Regions from separate parts of the Homo sapiens genome. Here region 2 is linked to region 1. Evidence: chromatin loops called from intact Hi-C (ENCODE). Cell type or tissue: psoas muscle. All regions are shown on one strand. Links, peaks and the distances in the headings refer to the core of each region. The heading gives the core; the rest is flanking DNA.

Region 1 (10,696 bases), core at 1,084-9,083:
CACTGAGCTATTTTCATTTCCCTAAGCCACATGATAGTAGCTACCTATTTTGCTAAGGCCCTGCTCAGTGTTTATAACCATTATACTACTTACTCTTCAATAATATATGTCTGGCCAGGTGTAGTGGCTCACGCCTGTAATCCCAGCACTTTGGGAGGCTGAAGCAAGCAGATCACCTGAGGTCAGGAGTTCGAGATCAGCCTGGCCAATATGGTGAAACCTCGTCTCTACTAGAAATACAAAAATTAGCCAGGCATGGTGACAGGCGCCTGTAATCCCAACTACTCGGGAGGCTGAGGCAGGAGAATCCTTGTGCCCGGGAGGCAGAGGCTGCAGAGAGCTGAGATTGTGCCACTGCACTCCAGCCTGGACAACAAGAGTGAAACTCCATCTCAAAAAAATAATAATAACATATTTCATTCTACAGTCAACTTTTAGATATCCCATAATATACTTTTTTTAAATTCTTTTCTTTATTTTACTTTATTTATTTATTTATTTATTTATTTATTTATTTATTTATTTTGAGATGGGGGTCTTGCTCTGTCACCCAGTTTGAAGTGCAGTGGCACAATCAGGGCTCACTGCAGCCTTGAGGCTCAAGTGATCTTCCTGCCTCAGCCTCCCTAGTAACTGGAACTACAGGTGTGCACCACCATGCCCCATTAATTTTTTAATTCTGTGTAGAGATAGGGTCTCTCTATGTTGCCCAGGCTGGTTTTGAATTCCCAGACTCAAGCGATCCTCCCGTCTCGGCCTCCTAAAGTGCTGGGATTACAAGCGTGAGCCACTGAGCCTGACCTCAGAATGCTTTCAATACAGAAGACATGAACTGATCAGATGTGGGGAAAGAAATCAAACATAAGCAAAATAAAGATAAATATAACTATCATATATCATATAATCTACATGATATCTTAGGTTTTAATAAAAAAGAAAAACCCTAGTCTTCCAACCGGCAGTGAAGGCCAACTCTTCGAAAAAGCTGATTAAGTGGACTATAATTATTTCTTCTCTATGCAATGAACAAAATAAAAACAAATAACTCTGAGCTCAGATAAAATGTTTAAATACAACAGAATGGGGCAGACAGAGGACTACTGGATCTATAACATTATACTCCTAGAGGGGAAGCTTTTTAAAGTTTTCAAGACCATATCTGGCATGTGGAAGAAAGTCACTAGGATGCAAATAATAATCACAGAATTTTATCAGATCCCAGGAACTAAAGAATGTCATGAGGACCTTGTCTTTTCATATAGTAACAATGATTGTTTTTCCTTCTCAAAGGAAATATCAACCTACAACACCAGAGCAGACCCTTCTTCCTTCTGCAATGAAGTACCAGTCACAGTTTTATGTCCCAGGTAAGTTTCGCTGAGCCTCAGTTTTCCCCCTCTCATAGAAGAGAAGGTTCTTCTGAGGTGCTCACCTTCCGGAATGTGAAGAGCAAATGGCTCAGACTACTAATCACACAAGGGCAGGATGTCTCTTCTTACCAGAAGGCAACTGTAGGCTTTGAAGCTACCCATCATGGGGGAGATGAAAAGCAAGTCAGTTGAAACATTTTCTGAATAATTAACCCTGGTGCTTTAATATCCGTGTGTCCATTAAAACTCTCCATAAATTGGAGTTGTATCTCAGAACTGCCCTTGGGATGTGCCCTAGCTGTGGAAGGCAAGCACCAAAGCACAAGAAGCCACAGCAGAGACATGTGGGAAAGAAGCTCTAGGACTGATACGGTCCTTTCTTCAGTATCCCAAGTCCATCTGCCACTCTTCTCTGTAGCTCAGGAGCAAATCTGGAACAAGTCTCTTAAGCTTCGTATTTGTCCACGTACCCATCACCTATCCAGTCAATAACATTTACCACGGCCGGGTGCGGTGGCTCACGCCTGTAATCCCAGCACTTTGAGAGGCCGAGGTAGGAGGACCAGCTGAGGTAAGGAGTTAAAGACCAGCCTGACCAACACGGTGAAACCCTGTCTCTACTAAAAATACAAAAATTAGCTGGGCGTGGTGGCAAGCGCCTGTAATCCCAGCTACTTGAGAGGCCGAGGAAGGAGAATCTCTTGAATCTGGGAGGTGGATATTGCAGTGAGCCGAGATTGCACCACATCCTGGGTGACAAGAGCAAAACTCGGTCTCAAAAAAGAAAAAGAAAACAAACAAACAAACAAACAAAAACACCCGGAAAAAAGCAATTGCCTAGAGTGCAGATAATACCACCACCCAGGGTATTATCTGTCAGGAGCCCTGCAGGGAGCGGGCAACGTGGAGGGGAACACTTAAATACTTCAAGGATTTCACAGCCTCCTTGATGCAGGGAGTGAGAAACATGTACCAAAAGAAAAGTATAAGATGCTGTGGGAACCAGAGAGAGAGCCACTAACTCAACCTGGTAGGAAGTCAAGAAATAACGGCAGGCTTCCCTGATGAAATAACCTTTCAGCTACCACCAGAGGAAAGACTGGTTTTCTAGGTAGGCAATGAAGAGAATGGCATCCCAGGCAAAGACAGCAGTAGTGGATAAAAGTATACAGTGCACTCATTGAAGAGCTTAAGCACTGGAGTCAGAAAGCTATGTGACTACTCTAACGCCTCAGTTTCCTTATTTGTTAAATGAAGACTTCACCACCTACTTTGAGGGATTGTTGTGAAAATTAAATAGTATAATGGTTCTAAACAGCAAGCAGGGCCTTAACAAAATAGGTAGCTTCTATTATGTGGCTTAGGGAAATGTAAATAGCTCAGTGGAGCTAGAGTATAGGGTAGGTTTGGGGAGGAGGGAAAGATCAGAGGCAAAGGCAAGCTCATGACAGATTCTGTAGACCAACTGTTTGGATTTTCTTCAGAAGGTAATGGAAACCATTGAAGGAATCTAAGCATAATCCATTTTATGCTTTTAGAAAAACCACTCACAGCTGGAGTTGGGTTAGAGGGCCTGTAAGTTCCCTTCCTTTGCTGACTTCTGAAAGGAGGCTGCATACTACATACTGCCGTGCTCACCACTTTGGATTCTGGAGACAGACTTCCTGAGTTCCAATCTCGGCTCACCTCTCAGAGGCCATGAGTTAGTGACTTCATTTCATAGCAGCATGGTGAGAGTCAGCTTAGGTTATCTGATATCTAGGACAGTACCTGATGCTCAGTCAGTGCTCAGTGCGTATTGAGTATTACAGTAACTGTTATTATTTCTGGCTCCAGAAGACCAGCAAGCCTAATGATGATTCTCTACATTGTTTGCTCCAGAGAGGTTGAGTGACTTTCCCAAGGAAGCCCAGTGAGTCTAGAAGCCATGGGATAGCTGCCTACCTCCTCATACTGTCTAGGGCCTGGCTGGAGAAAAGTTCAAAAAGGAGGATTGAACACCCTTTGTTAGATCCTGTTCCTACCACCCTAACCCCTGGCCACAGAACATTGATTGCACATGGTCTCATTTCTAGACTCAAGATAGCTGTGTGTGTGTTCGTGTGTGCACGCACATGTGCACACATGCTAAGACCTACAAGCAAAACATGTTTATTGGTCTTTTTAATTATTTATTTTTGAGATGGAGTCTTGCTCTATTGCCTAGGCTGGAGTGCAGTAGTGCGATCTTGGCTCACTGCAACCTCCTCCTCCTGGGTTCAAGCAATTCTCCTGCCTCAGCCTCCCAAGTAGCTGGGATTACAGGCGCCCACCACCATGCCTGGCTAATTTTTGTATTTTCAGTAAAGACAGGGTTTCACCATGTTGGTCATGCTGGTCTCGAACTCCTGACCTCAGGTGATCCACCTGCCTCATCCTCCCAAAGTACTGGGATTACAGGCGTGAGCCACTGTGCCCGGCATTGTTGGGTCTTTTTTCTGGGTTTTGGAGCACTGTCTAGGAGCTTCTGCCCGAAAACGTTCTGCTATCCCAAGGGCAACTTACCTTGGGTCCAACCAGCCTAATGCCGTGGTTTCCTTTCCCTAGTCAGGCCAGGCACCTTAAGAGTTTCCACACATTTGCTTATGCAGTTCCCCATCACTAAGGTCTTCTTGTATGGATTTGCTTTGGTTGCCAGGAATGCAATATACCTAGCCTCAGTCCCAACTGAGGTGGCTTTGCTGATGGTGGGTGGAGGAGTTGAGAGCTGAGTACCATGGTAGAGCTGCCATCCACACCCCAGCAGGCCCCTGAGGGCAGGGTCCCTGCCTACAGACCTGAGTGTCTGCCCTCTGGGGCAGCAGGTACCGTAGCCTTAAAGAGGCAGCTGAAATGCATTTGTGACTTCAGTGAATTACCCAAACCAGTTTAGGAAAAAAAGAATGTTCACTCAGTTCTCTAAAAGAAGGCTTATATAAGCCTCACTCAACTACCGGTGGGAGAAAAACCACAGCCTTTAAGGGCATCCATCAGCAGCTATGTTGGGGAGTCGTTAGGAATGGTTTACTGCTTTGTGGAACCACACATCTGAGAGGCGGCTCAAGAGTACTCAGCGGCCTTCCATCTTGTTTATAGGGCTCAGCCTCAGGAGCCAGACTGTCTGGGTGCATCCTGGCTGTCTATGTACCAGCTGAATGGCCTTCAGTCTTAACCTCGCTGAAGCCCAATTTCCTCATCTGTAAAATGGGCATGATAGTATCAATCTCATTGGGATGTTGTGAAGATTAAATGAGTTAATATATGCAAGGGATCCAGAGCCTGGAACGTACTAAGTGCTGTGTTAGCTTTTATTATTTCTCACCATGAAGTGTGCTAATGTGAAATGCCTTCTTCCTCAGCTTGCCCTAGATGTACATCTTGTTCTGGCTACACAGAAGTCACTGAAGGTACAGAGCACAGACTCCTGGGACCTCTTCCCTAGTTCTTCTCCATTCACACAAAGAGTTGCCTCAGTATTCAAGGGAACCACTGAGCCAAAGCCTGTCCCTAGTCAGAGAACCATTACTGGAACAATTTGCAGCCAATGCCCCTGACTTACCTTAGGTGGTGCTTTAGGGAGCTGCAGTCAAACCAAACTTATGAGGGGAGGGGCAGATAAGGACAGAGTACCCCTGGGGACCTTGTAAACCAGTCTTATTTTAAACATGCCAAGGCTCCATCTTCGGCAAAGCCACATGGCCAGTTTGGCAATAACCTTATTTCAAGTGTCAACTCAAATCAAATTTTCACCTTTCCTAAGCCTTGCTCTTTCTTCTCTAGCTCCATCACAATGTGCACGCACACTGGAACAAGAAACTTGAAACATTATTTTACATAGTTTCCTTCTATATTAAATTTCAAGCTCCTTGGGTATAGTGCAGTGTCCCCGTTCTATACAAATCTACAAAGCCTAGTAGGTGGTTAGTATGCTAGGCACATAACTGGGATCATCACTGGCTTAGGGATTGGCTCCACCTCAGGTAGAATGAGAATCCAAAGCCTGATCTTCAGTCTTAGGTCTACAGCCCAGTCCAGCCTGGGCAATAGCAAGACTCCATCACTAAAAAGATAAAAATTAGACTGGGCATGGTGGCTCACACCTGTAATCCCAGGACTTTTGGAGGCTGAGGCAAGAGGATAGCTTGAGCCCAAGAGTTAAAGACCAGCCTGGGCAACATAGTGAGACCTTATCTCTATTTTTAAAAAAACAGAAAAAAAGAGTAAAAACTAAAAAAAAAAAAAAAAAACATTAAATCTCCAACCTAATCTTCCAAACAGCAAGCAGGTTAGATATACACAATGAACTGAAGAATTTTGTGAGGGGCAAAACATTGCAGAAGATTAGATCCTGATGTCTAACTTCAGGGCAGGTCACAGACCAGAAACGGAATGGAGAGTGGCCTTAGGTATTCAAGTCTTTCCACCACCGCTTTCCCTCCCGTGGAACTAGGAGGGGAAGCAGCTCAATCCTGGTCCTCTGCTGCCCTCTTCTGTTGCTTATTAGAAGCTCCTCCTGGCTTGTCCCGAAGGGCCTGGAAAACAGCCACTTCCTCTCCAACATCCCATCCCACCTGCCCCACCCTATGGTTTCAGTATATTAGGGGATTGATATTACAAGCAAGAAAGATAACTGTGATTGCCATTAGTTCAGACTGGGCTACTAATTTGTCTTCCTGAGCAAAAAAGCAGTAGACTTGGGCACAGCCTTCCTTTTTTTTTTTTTCCTTTTTGAGATGGAGTCTAGCTCTGTTACCCAGGCTGGAGAGCAGTGGTACGATCTCGGCTCACTGAAACCTCTGCCTCCTGGGTTCATGCCATTCTCCTGCCTCAGCCTCCCGAGTAGCTGGGACTACAGGCGCATGGCATCATGCCTAGCTAATTTTTGTACTTTTAGTAGAGACGAAGTTTCAACATGTTGGCCAGGCTGGTCTCGAACTCCTGACCTCGTGATCTGCCCGCCTCAGCCTCCCAAAGTGCTGGGATTACAGGCGTGAGCCACCGCGCCCGGCCAGCCTTCCTTTTAAGAACGCTGGAGTTGCCCCCACATCCAAGGATCTGGCAGATATGGAGCATGCTCCTTATTTTGAACTCTAAAGCTAACAAGTTATCCTATAGAGGCAGATCTTTTTTTTAAGCTTACAAGTGAGGGCACAATTTTGCATCAAAATTCCAGCCTTCCACCCTCACCCACAGGGAAATATTACCTCATGTGTTACAAGGATTAAATAACATATGTAAAGCCCTAATAAGACTGGGCGCAGTGGCTCACGCCTGTAATCCCAGCACTTTTGGAGGCTGAAGGGGGCAGATCACTTGAGGCCAGGAGTTGGCCAGGAGTTCAAGATCAGCCTGACCAACATGGTGCAATCCCATCTCTACTAAAAATACAAAAATTAGCCAGCATGGAGGCACAGGCCTGTAATTCCAGCTACTTGGGAGGCTGAGGCGTAAGAATCGCTGGAACCCAGGAGGTGGAGGTTACAGTAAGCAGAGATCTCGCCACTGCATTCCAGCTGGGGCGACAGAGTGAGACTCTGTCTCAATTAAAAAAAAAAAAGCCATAAGAACAATATCTGGTAGTTAGTGCTATAGAAGTGTTTTGTTTTTGTTTTTGTTTTTGTTGTTTTTGAGATGGAGTCTCACACTCTCGCCCACGCTGGAGTGCAGTGGCACCATCTCGGCTCACTGCAAGCTCTGCCTCCCAAGTTCATGCCATTCTCCTGCCTCAGCCTCCCCAGTAGCTGGGACTACAGGCACCCGTCACCACGCCCGGCTAAATTTTTGTATTTTTAGTAGAGACGGGGTTTCACTGTGTTAGCCAGGATGGTCTTGATCTCCTGACCTTGTGATCTGCCTGCCTCGGCTTCCCAAAGTGCTGGGATTACAGGCATGAGCCACCGCGCCCGGTGCGTCTTTTTTTTTTTTTTTTTTTTGAGATAGAGTTTTGCTCTTGTTGCCCAGGCTGGAGTGCAATGGCACGATCTCGGCTCACTGCAACCTCTGCCTCCCAGGTTCAAGTGATTCTCCTGCCTCAGCCTCCCTAGTAACTGGGATTACAGGCATGTGCCACCACGCCCGGCTAATTTTGTATTTTTAGTAGAGACGGGGTTTCTCCATGTTGGTCAGGCTGGTCTCGAACTCCCGACCTCAGGTGATCCACCCACCTCAGCCTCCCAAAGTGCTGGGATTACAGGCATGAGCCACCGCGCCCGGTGTTTTGTCTTTTAAACTCATAGATGTGATAGAGGTCATAGTATTAAAAGGACATGGGATTGGAGTCTGGCTCAGCTACTGGCCACAAGCCTTATGCAACTTCTGCCCATATCCCAGTTTAAGTCACACCTCCTCCACAACTGATTCCTCGGTGCTCAGTCTATAGGCCATCTAGCAAAGGAGATAATGATACCTTCCTATGTCCGCTTCCCTGAGGACCTCATCATTCTGGACTCATAAAAAGCCTTCAGTAATAATACATGCCAATTCTGTCCTCCACCCTTGTCCAGTGAAGGTGGCTCTGGGGTAAGGAATTAACAGTGAAGTTTCCGATCAGCACACTTTGGCCCTCTGTCCAGGGCCGCCTTTCCTTGTGGTCATCACTTAAATTGTAATGCCTATACCAAGAGCACCTCGACTCTTCCCATTTTCCCTTTGATCTATACATAAACCTATCCCATGACCAAAGTTTAGAGGAGGAGGTATGCAAAGACCCAAAGGTTTTCTCCGCTATTAAGGGCTGGCGACTTACAACCCCTAATAATCTTAACTGAAGATTAGTACCTAAACTCAGTGTCATGTTTTTCCCTCCTTCTGACCAATAGGACCAGCCATCAATATGGCAAGAGGATACATGGCCCTTATGGAAACCGAATGGTGCTATCTGGTGGCCAAGCTGAAGTGGCAGCCAGAGTTGCCCTAAGTTTAGCCGTGGCTCAAAGGACACATACTGAATGAAATCAATGGGAACGATGTTGAGGTAAGTGCTTGCATATTCAGTCACACTGCCTTATTCTCTCTTCTAACTCCCCTCTGCTTAACTGGACATTCTTTTCCTTGATTCAGTAAGACCTGCTTTAGTTGTTCACTCTTGCTCCTTGAAGGGTTTGAGTGGAGTGTGAGGTGGTATGGAAATGAAGAGGGCACAGAAACAGGCTGTGGGCACTCATGTCCACCATGTCCTCTGCTAATCTCCTAAGGCATGCCAAAGTCCAGAAGCCTGTGCCCAGGATCTGCCTCTTGTGAAATTGCCTAATGTACAGAGGTATCTGTGAAACACACCATGTTAAGGACCATGGGTTCTTGGTCTCAAGAGGGAAAAGGAAACTAATCATTGAGGCATTTTGGTCATTTGAGGGTGGCCACTTCAAGGCTAAACATGGCTGCTAGATTTCAAGACATCTCTAAAAAATAAAAGTACTCCACAAACAGGGCTATAAAAAAAAATAAGTGATCTATCAGTGACTGGAGGTTAAACCCTAAGTCACATTTGCCCACTCTATTCCCTGCTGGCTGGAAGTAAGAGGAAATGTGGGGACAGCAACAGAGATGAAGCAGGTTCACCAATTCCAGGACCAATATTCTTAGTTCTTTGAGACATGTAGAATGTCCTGGACAAGGAACTAGCAAAGCAACCAGACCAAGAGCTCCTCCTTACAATAAGGCTAAGGCCCAGATCAGGGATAAGGCCCGCATATTATTCCAAAGCCCACCTCTCCTAAGGACGGGCTTAGTGAAGTGTTGCTTCATCTATTTAGTTTCCATGCCTGTGACATAGTAACAGTGACTATGATGGGTTAAAAGCATTAAAAGAACAAAATTCCAAGTGTGCTATAACTGGCCAGTGGATTAGGATGGCTTCAGAAGCTATGGAGCATCTTAAACACCAGGCTTCTCCTAGGAGCTTAGAAAGTCTTGCAAGAGGCCAGGTGCAGTGGCTCACTCCTGTAATCCCAGCACTTTGCGAGGCCGAGCCAAGCAGATCACTTGTGGTCAGGAGCTCGAAACCAGCCTGGCCAACACGGTGAGACCCTGTTTCTACTAAAAGTACAAAAATTAGCTGGGCATGGTGGTGGGCACCTGTAATCCCAACTACTTGGGAGTCTGAGGCAGGAGAATCACTTGAACCCAGGAGGCAGAAGTCGCAGTGAGCCGAGATTGCGCCACTGCACTCCAGCCTCGGTGACAGAGTGAGACCTCATCTCAAAAAAAAAAAAAAAAAAAAAGAAGAAAGTCTTGCAAGAGGCAGACCAAGTGATTTAAAAACAGACACTCTCTTGCATGTAATGCCAGCACTTTGGGAGGCCAATGCAGGATGATCCCCCAATGAGCACAGGAGTTTGAGACCGGCCTGGACAACATAGTGAGACCCCATCTCTACAAAAAAACTTTTTTAAAAATTAGCCAGGCTTGGTGGCCCACACCTGTAGTCCCAGCTACCTGGAAGGCTGAGGTGGGAGGACCGCTTGAAGCACGGGAGGTGGAAGCTGCATTGAGCTATGATCACGCCACTGTACTCCAAACTATGTGAAAGAGCAAGACCTTGTCTCAAAAAAACAAAAACAAAACCAAAAACCACACACACACACACACACACAACCAGATACTAATACACTCTTAAGCAACTTCGACCAACCTATGCTCTCCCTCTACATTCCTTCTGTAAAATATACTCGTGGTCTCGGCCTGCCGAGCACCTGTGGCCTGCTCTCACCAAGTAGTATTTGTTCCTAATCATATACTAGGTCAAATTGTTATAGTAACTATGTTTTGACTATTACATAAACCAATGAAATGAGTGTGTAAAGAGTTTTTATAAAAACCAGATTGAGTTAGTTGTAAAACTGTCTATTTAGGTGGGTAAAATTCTTACAAAAGATTGGAGAAAATGATAAGTATTTAGAATTCTAAAATCAAATTCCTAGGCCAGGTGTGGTGGCTCATGTTGGGAGGCTGAGGCGGGTGGATCGCTTGAGGTCAGGAGTTCGAAATCAGCCTAGCCAACATGGTGAAACCCTGTCTGTACTAAAAATACAAAATTAGCCGAGTGTGGTGGTACATGCCTGTAATCCCAGCTACTTGGGAGGCTGAGGCAGGAGAATCATTTGAACCTGGGAGGTGGAGGTTGCAGTGAGTCGAGATTGTGCCATTGCACCACAGCTTGGACAACAAGAGTGAAACACTGTCTCAAAAAAAAAAATCAAATTTCTTTTGTTGTTCAAATTCTTTATGCATTTTAAAGAAGCTCAATCAAGCTCACATCATAGATAATGCATTATGGCTATTATGAATGAAGGCCCTCATCCCCAAACTAA
Region 2 (10,696 bases), core at 1,616-9,615, 140 kb before region 1:
TGTTTAGCTCTCAAGCTCTTCATTCAGACTATGGTTTATGGTGACCAACATTGCTAGAGTGATTAATAGCTAAAATCTCTCTGTACTAGGCAGCCAAAGGTACAGGTGACTGTCTGGCTGAACTGGGACCCAGTAGAGCTTGGGGCCAGTTGGTCATGCTTGTTGCATATTCATTTTGTACAGATGCTCAAACCTCCTTGGAGCAATCAGTAGGGAACAGTAGAGGGGGCTGATCTCCAGTGAACCCTTAAAAATATAGTAGGTTACTCAAGGAAAGAAAGTGACTTCAGTCCTATTTTTCTAACTCTACCAAATAAAGTACAAAGGCCAGGTGAAATGGGGGAACCATGAGATGGGCTAACCCAGATGTATATGTGGCTCTGTGGTTATGAGATGTGTTGTGCCTTTCTGGACTTTTATTGGAAAGGTAAGTATTTATGAATTCTCCTCAAGAGAAACTCCACCCAGATCCTAGATTGGAGTAGGATTATATGCCAACTTCTGACAGGTGTGCATGTCAGTGTGAGCTGTGCCAGGCCTGCACCTGGTCTTGGCGCCCACATCAGATGTGATTACTTCTCTACTGCATCCTCCACTCAGCATCAGCCTCCTTGTCAGACCTTCTCCCCTTCCTTTCCTAGGTCCTTGCATGAGAGGGACCCAGCAACCAATTCCTTTTTAGATTGGTCCTGGAATTTTTATTTTTCTTTGGAAAGATTACTAGCTGACCCTGCTCCTTAGCCCTGCCCTTGCCCATCCTGCGCTGGGCCCTGCCCCTTCTCCTCTCCTCCTTGCCTTGCCTTGTTTTCAATACTGCTTCCTATAGAACATTGACCAGATTGTTTCCTGCCTCTCTCCCTCATGCTGATAACTTCCAAATTCTTTCACCTTGATCTGCTTATACTCACTTGTCAGATTGAGTCACTTTCATCATTCATGTCTTTAATGTTATTCCCTGGGAGGTAAGTACCACTTCATACAATGACAATTATTTGATAATGATTATGTTGAAAGCTTTGGTCCAATGTCAACACCAAAGAAGGGTGAGAGCCAGGGACTTTCCATTGGCTTTTAAATTTGGTCCCTGCCCATTGCTTTAATCTTTTCCATATGCTGTACCATGATCTCCCTCCTCTATCCTCACCATGGCCAAGATGCTTACAGTGGGCAAGGAAGATTGCCCGGTCCTCACCCTCCAATGGCTACATGAGACAGTTTGGCTAGCCTACCTTTATTCCAAGGTGGTCATTCTTTCTCTTTGGTTAAAGAGATTCAGCAGTTTGTCTCTGCTTGTTTTTCCTTTTCACTGTTTTTCCCCTTCATGCTACCTTTCATTTTCTTGCTTCTTCACTCCCAAACAACTATAACTCCACTAATCTTTCATTTCTATCCTTCTCATCTTATAGATATGAGAGACTTTTCTCTGATACCTGGCCACCTTTTTGTAGTCATTATAACCCACAGGATTGTCCATCCTCATCTGTGAAACCCCATTTGCATAAAAAAATCATTATTCTCCTCCCAAAGAGTTGATGGTCTCAGTTTCGGGGCAGTGCAGATGACTACTTAGGAAGGACAGTAGCAGAGTCGGCAGGCCTTTGATATAATTCCAATTATTAAAGTCTTTAAATGTCTTATGGAATATGGGGTATCAGGAAGAATGTCTGTGGGCTGGTTATTCTGTTCCGCTTGCAACACTGACAGGCAGAAAGGGCTGGACTAGCACATTGGTCCAGCTAGTTTCATTATCATTGGGCTTTTATGGTTTCTCCAGCTTTTTTGCACAGCTATAATTTCCAGAGTATGAGTCTGTTTATGAACACCTTTAAGCAGCTCCCAAACTGCTTGAACTGAGACAAAGAAAGCATGATTAGCTGTGAATTTAGTGATGCATATAATCTTATAGCAGGTCAGAGACAGGTTAGCAGTTTTTGGATCCTGAAACAATCTCTCTGGACTGCAGAGGAAAACTATCAGGGTTAATGAAGCTTCCTACAAAGCAGGTTAGAGGACGATCCAGAGAGCTGACAGTTCTTTCTTATTTTGGTATGTGTAACTTTAACCTTCTAAACAGTACATGCCCCACAAAAAAAAAAAAAAAAAGCTTAAATAATAGGCCTCTCTTTTATTTTTTAAAAATAAATGAGGCCAAATGCAGTGGCCCACACCTGTAATCCCAGCACTTTGGGAGGCTAAGGCAGGAGGATTGCTTGACCTCAGGAATTTGAGACCAGCTTGGGCTACATAGCGAAATCCTGTCTCTACAAAAAATATAAAAATTATCCAGGTATGGTGGTGCATGCCTGTAGTCCCAGCTACTTTAGGAGGCTGAGGTGGGAAGATGGCTTAAGCCTGGGAGGCAGATGTTTCAGTTTTGTGCCACTGCACTCCAGCCAAGGTGACAGAGTCGGACCCTATCTCAGATAAATAAACAAAGTGAAAGAAGGGAGCTGAGTATGAGGGGAAGATTAGAGGAAGGGAGAGAGAAAGGGGCAGCAGCTAGATTTAAGAACACACCAAGTCCTCAGCTCTAATCTCAGTCATGATGAAGGGTCCCTGAAGTTATGCCTCAACCATGTTAATTTGGTTCAGAAGGCTCCAAACCACATGCTGGACTTTCATTCTCAAAAGCAATCCATATGTGCCTTTTGAGAGCCTGGCAGTTATATTCATATGGCATATTTAGATCTTAGCCAAGAATCAGACATAGCTCTCCTTCCCTGTTGCTTTTCTCCATCATCCTTCCACCTGCCACCCATTTGCTCCATGACTCCTGCCTTTCTCATTTCCTTTCTTGCATGCAAACTAAAAACAAAAACAAAAAGTCATGTGATTTCTTTGTCCTACTTTTCTCTCCTCTGGTCTGTCTTGTCTCTCTCTGTCTTTTCTGTCTGTCCTTTTCATGTCTCAATCTCTACAGAACCTCCACCAGCTAAAACAGATTCAAACCTTGAAGCAGATGAACGAGCAACTGCAGGCTGAGAACAGGGCCCTGACCCGAGTGGTGGCCAGACTCTCGGAGTCCATCGAGTCCTCGGACACCCAGGAGCTCTAGTTCTTGCCCCTACTCTCCAACTCACTTCCCTCCTCCACTACTCCAGGCAGGTTCAGTCTTCTTGTTAGTCCCAGAAGCTCTGTGCTCATCCCCTCCATCCGAGCCTCCATATGCAGGTTCCTGCAAAGCTTGGTTATCTGCAGATGGAAGCAGCCAGGACTGAGATCATAGAATGGGACATACCAGCCTAGGTCAAGGGAGGCAGTGAGAGAGACCTCAGCTGGGCTACCAATATATTCATTTGGTAAGGTCACCACATTAGCTTCTCTTCCCCTGGAGACTGAGTATGAATTTGTTCACTCAGCTACACATAGGTATACACGTGTATGTGCATATACCTGTGTACATGCACATATACATATTTCATTGACGGGGTCATTGCCAGATGGAAATTGATCTTTCTTAGCCAATAGCAACCCAAGTCCAACCCACTCCCCTGGAGCAACTGGGGTTGGGCCTTGGGTAACCAAGGGCAGGGGCTCTCAATCTTGGCTGCAAGAAACATCTAGGAGCTTTTAACGTATACCTATGGGTATATTTTAAACATATACATAGCTTTTAACATATACATATAGGGATGTCTGGGTCCATCCCCAAATAATCAGTGGTCTGGGTTGAGACCCAGGCATCAGTATTTTTTCAAACCTCTCCTATTGATTCCTTATACAACCATGGTTAAGAACCACAGCCCTTTGGATACCAGACAGTCCTCACGGCTGACAACATTACCGATGGAGAGGACTAAAACTCAAGGTTGGAACTGTTCCTGTCCAGCTCCACTACCAGCAAAAACACTCTGCATCCCATTATTCAAGCATAATTGGATAAGCATTCTTTGCCTCCTTCTGCAGTAGTCTTTGCTTTCTTCTCCCACCTTAGGAGGCATATCTCTCATTCCCGTCACAAATCTTTGGGCCCTAGGGATGTGCCCCTCCCTGTCCTTAGTGTGTGGGCTGTGAGGCAGAACACAGCCTATATAAATGAGACCCTCATGGAGCCAGGCCCTCTCTAATGAGGCCAGCTTTGCAAAGGATATGGCAGGCAGTGGAGCAGAGAGCAAGGATTTATTTTCAACTGAGAACCAAAAATGTGCTTGGCAAACTGGATCCTTTCCCTAGCTATGGATCTGAAAGACAAGCTCACAGACAACTGGTTTTTCTATCTCAAGATGGTATGATGGGGTCACCACTCCTCTGAGATGAATTTTTAATTGTCAGCAACAATCTAATTAGTCCTGACCAGAGCCTGTTCTTTCTTTCAGCCTATTTGCTTTTGCCTTCAGGGTTAGTAGCTGGCAACTAATATCCACTAGAACTGAATCACCCGAATTATCATAGGGCTGAGCTAATATCCTGCTGTAGATGCTATCATAGGCAGAAAGAAAATTGAAAGGCAAGTTCTACCATGGCCTGGCTGTAAGCAGCCACTGTTAGGTCCAGACTCCATGCTTTAAAGTTAGCCTCAAGATTCCTGGAAATTTTTACTTAGGCTAAACTAGGGACCCCCCAAAAGGTGTCCCAGTTATTTTTAGTATCCCTTTGTTGCAAGATAGTATAGGATATGGGGCAAAACTAGATCTCATGCTTTCAGTAGTTAATAACCTTAACAGTTGTCATTTATTTAAGGCCTGTGCTGAATGCTTTATATAGTTTTTCTCATTTATTCCCCAAAACAATTATTGTAAAAATGAAAAAAAAAAAACTGAGTCACAGATTAAATAACTTGCCCAAGGTCACTCCGAGAGTAAGTGGTAGAACCAAAATTCAAACCAAATATGTCAGGTTCCAGAGTGCAAACTTTTCACCACTGTAATATAAGCTGTCTGCATATTTGGCACAGTTTTCACCATTTGTTAAGCATGTGGCCCAAACAATGCAAGAAGGATCTATTGAGCAACTACACTGTGCCCCCAGCATTGCAGCTGAGGGAGGAAGGGCAGCATTCTGCTTTCTGAGCACTGTGACTTCCTTGTCAAAGCCTAACTTCTAAAGAGCCATTTACCTACCAAAAGATTTTGCTGCTGTAAAGAAAGCCATTGCCTGGTACATGACCATAGCAAGGGTTAGCAAACTGTGACCCACCACCAGTATGGCCCATAAGCCATACAAATAGTCAAAAAAGAAATCAAAAGAAGAATAATATTTTACGACATATGAACACGAACATTATATGGAATTTAAATTTCAATGTCCAAAATAAAAGTTTTATTGGAACTGAACCAAACTCATTTGTTTACATATTATTGTTATGTCTATGGGTGCTTTTGTGCTACAACAGCAGAGCTGAGGAGTAGCAACAGAGACTGTTTGACCTGCAAACCCTAAGATACTTATTGTCTGGCATTTTACAGAAAAAGCTTGCCGATTCTTGCCAGAAGGAAGGATGAGATAACTAAGCCAAACTGGCAGTGCAGTCGAGAGATTTTACTCTACCTTTTTTTTTTTTTAATAGTTCCCTGGAAAAATCATCTTATCTCAGCATGTAGAGCAAACCACTTACCAACAAAATACCAGAGGGGACTCCCTTCCCACTTTCCTTGTAGTTAAAAGCAAGACAGCTCATGCAAGACTCATCCTGAGTCCCTCTCAACCTACAGCTAGCCTTGCTCTAGGTCTCTGAAGCTTTAGGACCCCTGTAGCCCCTTCCTCTTTAACACATTCCTCAAAGACTGTAAGAAGTAACAGTTGAGAAATGTGTACTTAATTTTATTTGCCCAGGGTATCTTTAACACCAAATTGTGGTAAGCTGGGAACTTAAAAATTAAGAAACTAAGATCCAGAGAGTTAAAATGATAAAGCTTTGCTAAACTTCATACTTATATCGTACTTTCACATATGTTCTTATTTAACCATTCTTTAACTTCAAGTGGATATCAGATAACACTGTTCATTTCCCCCTCTCTCTGCTGAGATTGAACTTTGTGGGGCTTCCCCCGCCCCTTGATTTCTACATTCCACCTCTTAACACTTTTTGCCACTCCCTTTAGATGTCAATTGTAGCATGTTGCAGCTGCAAAACTGCCTTGTCCAAATTTTTTTTTCAAGGAATTGACTTCTTAATGTGGAAATAAATCACTAAAACTCTACAAGACTCTACAAGTTGTTTATACATTTTTTAAGGCAGCTTAGTTCTGATTTGATGAGCTGCTAAGCAGTGAAATGTAATCCATTGCCATATATAGCTTCTTCCTACCTATTATGGAAATGTGGCTTTCGTCTCACTTATACCCAAGCTGCAGCCCCAGCATGGGGCGTTAAAGAGCAGATTGAACACGGAAACATGAGGCCACCCTGGGTTTTTTCTAAAAATCTCATTGAAATGAGTTTCCAAGCATTCAGTCTGGTAGGCAAGGCTACAGGGATAGAGGAACGAAGGAGAGGGCAGCCAGAGCTGCTTTGATTAAATCAGAGGTAGGAGACCAGGGTCAAAGGACTGCAACTTTATTTTTATATTTTCTGGATTAAGTCTTCTTAATAAAGTTTGCAGATTATTTGCCTGCCCTCCCACAGTCATGAGAAAACTCACAGTGATTGTAGGAACACTCAGTATCGCAAAGCTCATTATGTATGTCAACACACTTCCACATCTGTTACCTCCTGTGAGCCTTGCAGAGTCCCTACCATACGAGAGAGTAGGACAGGGACTGTTGTTCTTACGAAAGTACAAAAATGGAAATGCAGAGAAGGCGAGTGATCTGCCTAAAGTAATAGATCACTAGTGACAAAGACAATGCTGGAATTTCAGTTTCTAGGCGTCAAACATTTTTGGTGTTTTGTTTTCCATCCCACGTGTAATAAAAGAATGATCTTTGGAGTCAGGCACACTGGGATTCAATATTAGCTTTGCTGGGTGCCTTGAACTAGTTATGGCACTTTTCATTTCCCCATTTGTAGAAATCGGGATAACAACTGTATCATAGTCTCATGAGGCACTAGGGAGACCCTCTAGCACAGTGCCATCCACATTATAGATATTCAGTAATTTTCTTTTTATTTCCCTGATACAAATTATTTATGTATCTGTGATTCATATTTGTGTACATACACATATATTTATATAATTTAACCTATATCTTCTCTGAGAGATCAAGGAAACAGATTATATTCCTTAAGGCACAGTTAGATCTCCTAAGTGGTTAATAGCAGAGCCAGAGCTAGAACTAAATAGGCCTCATAACACCTCAGCACAGGTCACCCTTTACTGGGGGCATTACCTGCCCCTGGGGTCCTATAGGTTGAAATGACTAGTCAAAGGACACCTGTATTGAACAGATACAGATGTAGCTTTCTGTAGCCTGCATAGTGGCGATGTACTTACCTGCTATCCTAAATCGCTCTTGCTGCCAGTGGGACCCACACATAAACTGTACCCTTATCAACATCCCATTAGGATTTTTCAGATGCACAGCGTACTTGTTGAAAGTGCCTGATCATGTAACAAAGACTTGAACTTCCAGGATGGAACTTGAGGCTATTTTTCCTTTTTTTCACAAGTTAGACAACAGTATGTGTAATGTTCCAGGATAGCAGAACTAATAAAATTGAGTTTCCACTCCCTCCCCTGCCCAACAAGCATCTATTTCTGTGAATTACAATGCCATCCCCTAAAACTGCTGATGAGGCCTCTGGGTATCCTTTGGTGACTGTCAGTGGGGAGCTTTGGGGAGGATTAAATACATGCCTAGTGTTCACTGTGCCTCACAGCTCTGTGAGTGTAAGTTTTCTGAGTTTTAATTGTTGAAAGTGGATATGTATAGTATGACCAGTGAGAATTTGGAGGATTATTCACCGAAGGCACCAAGTGGAGGATGCTTAAATCATCTTGTGCATATGGCAAGAAAGCCGAGTACTGCCTCTCTGGCCTTTGCTCTTGTTTTTGATGAGATGTGAAGCAGTATCCTCCTTTAACTCTTCTAGTTGACCACCACCCCCTTTCTGAATTCTTTCCCTATGTCCTCACCAGCCCATTTTGGCTCTCTCCCCAATTTCTTTAGGGGTGAGTTTAAGGGCAGGAGAAATTGAAAGTGGTTACTGATTCAGTAGAATGAAAGGATATACAGTGTGAAATGTGAGGTCTGCCTATGAAGAAATAAGATATTACTGCTAAATATGCCAGCTCAAAAGATGGAGTGGCTATAATCTCCCTAAAGATTAACATTACCAACTCAATAAAAAGGAAGATTGAAGGGAATTTCATCCCTGGGAGAAGGGACCATGAGAGTTTATTCCACACATTGTCTCAAAAGGCCCTGCTCACCAGGCTGGCCTGGCCTGGTCAGGGAGGGCCAAGGAGGATCCTGCCAGGCTCTAACTCACCTTTCCCTCTGTCACCCTACAGGTGTTAACAGAACTGAAATCCGACAACCAGAGGCTGAAAGATGAAAATGGTGCCCTCATCAGAGTCATCAGCAAACTGTCCAAGTAGGCTAGGCTCCAGATTTATGAGGAAAGAAAGGGACAGCATTTGCTGCCCCCACCCCTCTTTTCCAGTCCTTGCCTTCCAACCAAAAGAAATGGATGTTTTGGTGGAAGGACACTTCTTTCTATCACCCTCTTCAGTCACCTCTATACACTCTACATTTTCTCTGCACTTTCAATGCCCTGTTCTTCCAAACCCCTATCCCAAGTTTTATGACAGTTTTAATTGAAGCATGATTGTGGTAATTCGAGCCATCTGGAGAATGCTCTGGGGAGTACACCAGGCTCAGCTGTGGACCCCTCAACTTCCTGCTGCTCAGCTACTTTGTCCACATTGGATTTGGTCCAAACATGTAAGACTTCTACCCTAATCAGTATCCTTCAGCTTTTTACATTAACCCAGTGTCCTCTGATATAGGTGAGTCTTGTGGTAGCCACTCCAGGATCCTGATTGGGGTGCCAAGAGAAACAGCAGGATGTTGAATTGATCATCAGATGCCCTCTGGAATGGTTAGCATCCAAGGTGACAGTGACTGCATTGAGGCGCTCTATTCTTCTTCACCTCTCAGGAACTGACTTTTATTTTTTCTGTCAACACCCAGTAATCTCCCTAACTAGTTTTAACCCTTATTCCTCCCTCATACCTAGCCATTTCTCCAAGGCGCAAATGGCCCTGGCTTCATTTATTCCTTTCCTTTCTATCCTTTTATATTTTTCCCTTCCCCACCCCCTCACTCAATGGTATAAAAGCTAGGACAGAGCACCTGACCTCAGTTGTCTTTGGCCATTGTGGGAAGTCATTATTCTGGAGACAAGAAAATCATCACTCTGGTGCCTTGGTGGCAGCACCACTGCCTGCTCCCTGGAAGGTAGACTATGGCATAAGTGTCAGCTCATTGTTTTCGTCTCCCACTTATCTTCCCCCTTCAAAGTGATTTTCTTTATAAGAAAATTTGGGCTCTGAATACTCCATTCTGCCTCACTTCCTTGACCTTGTTTTCCTCTCTTCGCCCTGACACCTGCTTCTAATGAGAAATGAAGTCAGTGCAAGGAGGAATGAGAGGTGGGGAGGGGAGATTGTTGAGAGATGGACTAGGAAGTGGAAGCAGGCTGGAAAGACACATATGGCGAAAGTCAAGTATCTGAGGCCACTTGCAACATTGTGACAAAGAAGATGGAAGATAGCAGCCTACTGGGCTGTGAGAATAGTGGTGAATTTGATTATTTCCAGTGGTTAGATTTAGCAGAGAGATTTACTTTCTTAGAAATTAATAGGGGAAATGGCACTTAATAGAGGTTTAATGGAATGAAGTACTTTCAACCCATTGATGAGAGTCATGGAAGTTTAGAGTGGCAAGACCCAGAGGTCATTAGGTCCAGCTTTCTATTATTGTGTCACAGGGACCCCTGCTACCACAGCTTTCACCCATGGGCATGGTCAGGTAGCCTCTGGTGGCTATGCATTTATTACTCAAAAGTTGGGCAACTCTAATAACGAGAGAGTTTTTCCTCATATCAGCTGAAGTCTGCCTGTGGATTCTCCTTGTAGTCCAGATCTACTATCTGCAACTCTTTAACGGCACTTGAGATATGTGCAGTGGGTGGTCTCCCCCTCAGTCTTACTTTGAGCTGCTGTTACTCTAGTCCTTTAAGTCATTCCTCATATGGCATGCTTTTCTTACCTGTCACATCTTGGCCATCCTCCTCTAGACAAAACCAGCCTTTAAAATATCATGTCCAGGCCTGGAAAGAATACAAATCCAGTGCAAAATTAAACCATTAGTTCTTGATGATAACCTAGCATTAATACTTACAGTATTTTCTTTTTGTAGGAGTTTTATCCCTTGGTTCACTTGAGTGTGCAAGTCATTAAATCCTCATCATTTTAGGGTTGCCAGTGATATTCAGTGTTTAGAGTGGTTCATTCCCTTAATATATACTACCTCTGTCTGTTAATTCTTTCCTAACATGACATGTAGCTCTCCATGGTCCTCCCTCTGAAACACCACATGCTGTTTAAACTAGAAGCTGTAATTCAAGATCCCAATTCCACCAGGTGCAGTGGCTCATGCCTGTAATCCCAGCACTTCAGGAGGCCGAGGTGGACAGATCACGAGGTCAGGAGTTCGAGACCATCCTGGCTAACACGGTGAAACCCAATCTCTACTAAAAATACAAAAAATTAGCCAGGCGTGGTGGCAGGCGCCTGTAGTCCCAGCTACTC

What was found. Peaks named below come from ENCODE experiments on the same cell type or tissue, not always from the same donor. Only the 100,000 strongest peaks of a DNase experiment are listed, where the experiment ranks them.
Region 2: it touches region 1 in a loop (4-fold over the local background); 4 of 110 quality-filtered maps call a loop at or near these places.

What each region holds. Positions count from the first base shown.
Region 1 is chr1:202,713,905-202,724,600 of GRCh38, forward strand. It overlaps KDM5B (lysine demethylase 5B), which reads right to left. Exons shown (of 27, transcript NM_006618.5): 27 at 10,591-10,696. Among named protein-coding and RNA genes, the nearest start is that of SYT2, 8.8 kb to the left of the region's middle. In psoas muscle, for the core only: a CTCF peak has its summit at 5,877 (motif pointing left); a DNase peak (open chromatin) is centred at 5,877.
Region 2 is chr1:202,572,082-202,582,777 of GRCh38, forward strand. PPP1R12B (protein phosphatase 1 regulatory subunit 12B) reads left to right here. Exons shown (of 24, transcript NM_002481.4): 24 at 8,393-10,696. The coding sequence ends at 8,479. Among named protein-coding and RNA genes, the nearest start is that of SYT2, 130 kb to the right of the region's middle. In psoas muscle, for the core only: no CTCF peak of the experiment used is centred there; no DNase peak of the experiment used is centred there; H3K27ac peaks cover 5,159 bases.